Linked DNA regions of Homo sapiens: regions 1 and 2 are each linked to region 3. A link is a loop called in an ENCODE intact Hi-C map of the cell type or tissue named here. Cell type or tissue: Caco-2. All regions are shown on one strand. Region 1 overlaps PPHLN1 (periphilin 1). Region 2 overlaps PPHLN1 (periphilin 1). Region 3 has its middle 79 kb from the start of LINC02400.

Region 1 (2,500 bases), 690 kb after region 3:
ATTGTAAGCATGAGCCACTGCACCCGGCCAACTCCTAGGTCTTAAATGCATAGTCTCCTCGAGACTTGCAGTGTTTGATACTATCATTTCTCTTTTTAAAAGTTTTCTACCTTTGCTTTTTACTCACTGCTTTTTTAAGGTCTTACTGTTCTAACTACTTCAGTTCTTGTTCACATAGTACTTTAATCTGTTACTGCTTTTTCTAAAGTTTGTGATGCTTTTCCCACCATCTAAATCTATGCTGTCCAATATGGGAGCTACTAACCGCATGTACCTTTTGAGCACTTGAAATATCGTCAGGTTAGACTGAAATATTCTGTAAGCATAAAATGCACACTGGATTTTTAATATTTAGGTTGAAAAAGAGAATGTAAAATAGCTTACCAAATTTTTTTAATGCCAATTACATGTTGGTAATACTTTGGATATATTGGGTTAAGTAAAATAAAATGCTAAAATTAATTTGACCTGTTTCTCTTTACTTTAGATATGACTACTTCTTCTGTGGCTTGGCTATATTTCTGTTAGATAATATTAATCTAAATCTCATCTTTCCTTAAGACCTGGATCAGTTTTCCATCTATTTACAAAGTTACCTTTGTAGCTTTGTACCAGCCTTCTTAAACATTTGGTCCTCACCCCCTCTCACCCTACTCCCCCTTCCCAATATACTTAGCTTCTTCAAAGCAAGAGTAATTCCCTATAGTGCTGTTCATATGGTGGACACTATATACATTATATAATACACACACACATATCTGAAAAAATGGCTAATATTACCACTTTATCAAAAAGGATACTTATGAAAATTGAGGCCTGTTGTGATGTTTTTGCTTAAATTGGTGGGGAGCAGAAGAAGGATTGATGTGAAGGGGAGAAGAGACATTATTCTACTCTGAGCTATTGACATTTGACACTTGACATCCCCCAAGTGTATCCTGCCACCTTAGGCCACTGATAGCTCTGTACTGCTGTGATTTTACTGCCATCTGGTGTCAGATTAGGAAACTGTAGTTCAGCATTTTGTCTCTTCAATAGAGGAAGGTAGGCAATCTTTCCTCTCTATCCTGTAAGCAAGTTACCAATAAGAGCTCATATAATTTCAATGTAGGAAACCTTTATTTTCCTTGTTGGAATACTCTTTCCTTGGCTTCCATGATAAATGCATTCTCCTTTCTAATGTTTCTCTGTTCTCCCATTCTTCGACAGCCCATTTCTCTCTTCATGGTAGAGTTTTTTTAGCCCCACGTTCTAGGCCTGCTGTTCTTTTTTTCCTTTGCTTTCCTCTATACCAGGCTTTAAGTACTGCCTATTTACAGACAAATTTATATTGATAGCCAAAAATGTCCTCTGAGTTTGAGACTAGTATCTTTAGTTGCTTACCTAGATATTACACAAACATCTTAAATATAACATGCTCCCATCAAAATGTGGACCTCTCACCTGCATCCTCATTTCTTAAATTTATTTTTCTCATTTCATTAATCTATCATGCCAGAATTATGGGAATCAGCTTGGCATCCCGTCTTTCACACTTTATTAGTAAAACGTTAACTACATCCCATTAAGTCTAGAGGGTATATTCTTGTATATGTAAAATTTGTGACCCCTCACCTGCTCCTGTCCCATCTAAGATACCACTGTCTCTTGCCTGGACTAAGTTAGGTTCCTCGTTAGTCTCTCTACATCCATTCTTGACTGCATTCACATGTTTTATGTATATTTGTCTAATGTCAGCCTCTCCTATTAAACCGAGAGTTCTGTGATGGCAGGGACTGTGTACATTTGGCTCACCATTGGGTCCCAGCACCTCACACAATTTCTAAAACCTGTTTATTTAATACCCATATCACCACTCTGGCTAACCAGTGCTGTTGGTATGACCCTTGTAGTTTTAGTGACTAAACTAGTGCTAGAATTCCTTAATGCTCTATTTCATTATTAGTGTTCTATACCAGTTCATTTACCATAAATGAATTTAAGCTATTTTCTGCTTTTTCCCAGGGAAACTTACTTGTGTCTGAAGGGACAATATATTTGGGGTATTAATCAGCTAGTGTTCAAATGAACTTTAGGACAACAGCCTGTTTATATCCTATGGACTGCCAATCAAGATGCTGAAATGATTTTCCAAGCACTTGAAATTGTATGCTATTGGTATGTCTCTTAGCACTCTTCTGTCTGAAATTTAGTATTCTTTAATGTTGCAGTACATTTGTTAAATCATGGATTAAAACCTGTTTGACTCTTAAGTGTTCTTTTATTAGAGGCTTAGTTGATGATGGTTTCATTTAGTAATTTTGATTTGGTTTGACATTTTAAAATGGTTTTGCTTTATAAGGTTTTACTACTAGGGCTTACTTGGTGCTTTGAGTTGATGGTATTTCTCAATAAAGAAATTTAATTTATAAAAGTAGAGGTGATTTATAAAAAGTAGTTATTTAGAGATGGGCAACAATCTATGTACTGAGGATGCACACTCAGCAAGAATTTAATAGGT
Region 2 (2,500 bases), 650 kb after region 3:
TTGGCTATCAATAGTTGTTGAAAGAATATAAAAAGCGAAGGAATGAGTTTTGGTGGGGAGGGGAAGCTATTTATCCTGAGTGTATTTAATAATGGAAACTGACTAGATTGGAATGCAGAGTTACTATAGCCTAAGTTGCTACTATAACCAGTTTGGTTAAAATGAAAAAACAGATCCATTATCTTGACTTTGGATTCAGAGTGTTAATGGTTTGACAGAAGGATATTGCCTATGACTTTGTTTTCTCAATTTCCATGACACTTTTGCTTAGAGTGCAAGTCCTCCATAATCTCTCAGCCCTCAGTTGAAGTTAACATAACAGTGGTTGGATAGCCCAGTGGAGTGCTCTAAGAAAGGCTTCTTTTCTTTCTGGAATTAAATATCCCATGATGGTATATTAAACATACCGTCTTCATTGAATATGGCATAAGAGAAAGAGATTTTTATAATCCATAACCAGTTATTAGCGCACTTCTGAATGAAGCTTGTATTCTCCACACTGAGTTCTAATTCTGTTCTTTGCCTAATTGTGATGTAGAGGGTCCTTCTATTGTTCTGTTGATTCTTCAGTTTGAATATCTTGTTGGCTTAGATAACTTTTCTGGAGTACCATCGAAACTGCACTGATATGAGGAGATGTAGTGATGATGTGGCAGGTAACATGATCACTCACTGGGAGTCTGAACACCTTTGTATAAATGTAACTGATTGGTCAATTTCCTAAGCCTGGATAATATCATAAACAACATATGCCGCTAATCAGGAAGCTTGCTGTACTTATCAGCTATTTTTAAATCCTTTAAAAATTACAAGGTTCTAGCATGGGGGCAACATAGTAAGACCATGACTTGATAAAAAATAAAATTAGCCAGGTGTGGTGGTATGCCTGTGGTTCCAGCTACTAGGGAGGTTGAGTCGGGAGGATCACTTGAGCCCAGGAGGTCAAGGCTACAGTGAGGTGTGTTTGCCCCACTGCATTCCCGCCTGGGCAACAGAGTGAGACCTTGTCTAAGGAAAAGAAAGAAAAAGAAAATTGCAAGTTTCCATTTGAATATAAGGTGATATTAGTGTATTCTGTCTTCTAATTACCATAGGAGATGGTAATTTTCATCATACTAAACTATGGAGGTATTTTGAAGTCATTGTTTACAATAACAGCTAAAAACAACCTTAAACATCTAGTACAATCTCAGAGATAAGGATAAGAGAGATGACCTGCCCAGCTCTCAACTGGCAAAATTCTAGACTAGACTTCTAGGACTAGAATTCTGTTATTATAATTTTGTTCTTATGAAACTTGGGTGGCCTCTGGTGGCCAAAATGATATCTTCTATTTTCAAGAGTGTGTTTGAAGCGAGTTTGGCCTGAGAGTTCTGTTTATACAATTAATGAAGATTTAATTATTTCTCTATATTGGTTGGTTTATACAGACACAAATCTTTACGTCTGTATTTCCCCCCCTTACAGGAAATTGTTGAAAACGTTAAATTTGATTCCTAAAAGGACTCAAGTAAGTATAGTATAGTAGTATTTAATATAGTAGTTATTGTTACATTTTTTGTGGGACACCGGTAAATTTTAATATTTCAGTATTAAACTACATACTATTTCTTTAGAACTCTTATTGTTTATTTTTCTCATTTATTACAAAACCTTATTTTTATTTACATTCTCCTTTAGTATATTAATTTACATTCATCATTTTTATCATCACTTCACATGTTATGCTTATTGAATGATTTTCAGGAACTTTAAAAACAGTTACATACTTTTGTAATACATAATAGTATATATACATTATGCAGTAAAATATTCATCCTCTGCCCAGCTACCTAGTTCTCCCCAGAGGCAATTGCTGTTGCATTCTCTTGTTACTCCCAGGAGTAGTCTGTACATATGCATATATATTCATACCTGGTCTTTTTACTGTGCTTTTCTTTGCTTAGCAGTATATCTTGGCAGTCTTTTCATATTGTTACTGGGGTTACTTTTCTTTGAAATGGTTTGCAAAAATACTCCTTTTGTATAAATATAATTGATCAATTTACAAAAGGAATACAAAATATTCCTTTTGTATAAATGTAACTGATTGGTTCAGCAATTTAATTTGTGCTATTTTGATGGATATTTTAAGTTCCTTTCAATCTTTGCTATGCAAGTGTACAAGTATACCTAGAAGTAGAATTGCCAGGTCAAAGCATATGTGTTTTTAAAATTTTAATAAATATTGCCAAATTCTTCCCAATCTGTACCAATTATACTTCCTTTTTTTTATTTTTTATTTTTTATTTTTATTTTTATTTTTTTTGAGATGGAGTCTCACTCTGTTGCCCAGGCTGGAGTGCAGTGGCACAATCTTAGCTCACTGCAAGCTCCGCCTCCCGGGTTCATGCCATTCTCCTGCCTCAGCCTCCCGAGTAGCTGGGACTACAGGCGCCCGCCACCACGCCCAGCTAATTTTTTGTATTTTTAGTAGAGACAGAGTTTCACTGTGTTAGCC
Region 3 (2,500 bases):
GTGTGTGAAATACTGAAAATGAGTCACCCTCCTAGGAGTTTATCAATTGAATGTCTGTTGCAGGTGGTCATACAGTCTCAAACAACTGAAAACAGGTGACTTAAAAATGTACTTGTAGACAAAATAAATGTCTCCAACTTTAAAGCTCTTCAGATTTTGTTCTCTTAAGATGTACATAAATGGCAATTAATGATGGGTTTTTACTAAAGGATGTCAGGGAGAGACCTGAATTGTAAAAGCATTTTAAAATCAGGTTTGAAAAGATAAAATGGTCTCCTTGAATTTTAAAGAGCACTTGACTAGAAAACAGGAGACTTGAATTTGAGTTCTGGATGCATCATGTAGTCTTACAATCTTCATAAAAATCCCTTACTCTTTTTAAGCATCAGTGATCTAATCTGGTAAATGGGAATAAGAATACTCACTTTGCCCATTCCTCTGATTTGTAGTGAAGATTATAAAAAGTTTTTAAAAACCAAATGTGAAAGCTTTTACAAAGTAAAATAGGTTAATGATATTAAAAATTAAAATCATGTGCTCCATAATTTCCATACACTAAAATATCAATCAAGACCTGAAACCGTAAAATTTGTAAAAGATAACATTGGAAAAACTCTTCTAGACATTGGCTTAGGCAAAGAGTTTATGACCAAGAACCCAAAAGCAAATGCAACAAAAACAAAAAATAAATAGATGGAAACTAATTACACTAAAAAGCTTCTGCACAGCAAAAGAAATAATCAGCAGAGTAAAAAGCCCACAGAGTGGGAAAAAGTATTTATAAACTATGCATCCAACAAAGGACTAATATCCAGAATCTACAAGAAACTCAAACAAATCAGCAAGAGAAAAACAAATAATCCCATCAAACAATGGGCAAAGGACATGAATAGACAATTCTCAAAAGAAGATATACAAATGGCCAACAAACATATGAAAAATGCCCAATATCACTAATTATCAGGGAAATGTAAATTAAAACCACAGTGAGATACCATCTTACTACTGCAAGAATGGCCATAATTTTAAAAATCAAAAAATAACAGATATTGGCATGGATGTGGTGGAGAGGGAACACTTTTACACTGCTGGTGGGAATGTAAACTAGTACAACCACTAGGGAGAGTCCTTAAAGAACTAAAAGTAGAACCATCATTTAATCCAGCAATCCTGCTACTGGGTATCTACCCAAAGGAAAAGAAGTCATTCTATGAAAAGCACACTTGTACACACATATTTATAGCAGCATAATTCACAATTGCAAAAATATGGAGCCAGCCCATCAACCAATGAATGGATAAAGAAAATTTGGTGTATATATACGATGGCATACTACTCAGCCATAAAAAGGAACAAAATAATGGCATTTGCACAACCTGGGTGGAGTTAGAGACCATTATTCTAAGTGAAGTAACTCAGGAATGGAAAACCAAATATTGTATGTTCTCACTTATAAGTGGCAGCTGAGCTATGAGGATGCAAAGGCATAAGAATGATACAACTGACTTTGGGGCTTCAGGGGGAAGGGGAAAGGGTGAAAGGTGGGTAAGGGATAAAAAACTACATATTGGATACAGTGTACACTGCTCTAGTGACAGATACACCAAAATCTCAGAATTCACCACTGAAGAGCTTATCCACATAATAAAAAACCACTTGTTCCCCAAAAACTATTGAAATAAAATAAAACTAAAATTAAAAATAAATATTTTTATACTATAACAGTATAGTAAAAAATAAAATAAAATATGGTCTCCATTTTAAAGCATGCAAAGTGAAGAAAGAATAGCAGTCCAGGCAATCATCTTTCTTGAGTGGTAACATGTATTCTATCAGCATGCTTTGGCAGGCTGGTCATTGTATCACTTGGGTGAGAGCTTATCCATGATTCTTTTTGCTTCTAGTGCCTATTCTAACTAACTTCTCTTCCATAGGTAACTTAAAGGAAATAATACAGTTATAGGAATAAGCTTTCAGCAGGAACTTGAAAGAAATGACAATAAGTGGCTTTGTAGGTATTAAATCTACTTATGTCAAAACTGAAAGAGTCCAGAGAATATAAGGGAGACATGAGGAAAGGAGGAACGTGGTGACACAAGTAGCTTAGAGAGCAAAGTAGAAAATAGAACAGAGACTATGAAAAAGGTGTTGGCAAATTGTTTTGTTTGCATGTTATGTTGGAAAAGAAGCTCTTGAAAGCAACCAAGAAAAAAGGTAAAAGTAAAAAATCTGCTTCAGAAAACTGTGTAAAGATTTGACTGGGGTAGCAGTATTTTGTATGTATCAAAAAAAAAAAGTGAGTAAAAGAAAGTCCTAGAAGCCAGAAAAACAATCTGCAAATTGACTCTGACATTCTGAGAATAGGAAAAACAAAAACCCAAAGTATTATTTTTCCTAACCTCTACTCTCTATTCAACACTGAATGTTTCTGTGTCCCTACATGTGTGGAGGGTTTTCCTCATACGCTAACCAAGCAATTCTGCAGTGGACACCAGCTGGG

Evidence for each region. A loop is a pair of places that touch in the nucleus more often than their neighbours do. Peaks named below come from ENCODE experiments on the same cell type or tissue, not always from the same donor. Only the 100,000 strongest peaks of a DNase experiment are listed, where the experiment ranks them.
Region 1: it touches region 3 in a loop (36-fold over the local background); 3 of 110 quality-filtered maps call a loop at or near these places.
Region 2: it touches region 3 in a loop (14-fold over the local background); 2 of 110 quality-filtered maps call a loop at or near these places.

What each region holds. Positions count from the first base shown.
Region 1 is chr12:42,371,389-42,373,888 of GRCh38, forward strand. The region is part of intron 4 of PPHLN1 (periphilin 1); the gene reads left to right. Among named protein-coding and RNA genes, the nearest start is that of PPHLN1, 46 kb to the left of the region's middle. In Caco-2, a CTCF peak has its summit at 1,010 (motif pointing left); no DNase peak of the experiment used is centred here.
Region 2 is chr12:42,331,193-42,333,692 of GRCh38, forward strand. The region is part of intron 1 of PPHLN1 (periphilin 1); the gene reads left to right. Among named protein-coding and RNA genes, the nearest start is that of PPHLN1, 6.3 kb to the left of the region's middle. In Caco-2, a CTCF peak has its summit at 1,284 (motif pointing left); no DNase peak of the experiment used is centred here.
Region 3 is chr12:41,684,082-41,686,581 of GRCh38, forward strand. No RefSeq gene overlaps it. Among named protein-coding and RNA genes, the nearest start is that of LINC02400, 79 kb to the right of the region's middle. In Caco-2, a CTCF peak has its summit at 1,100; no DNase peak of the experiment used is centred here.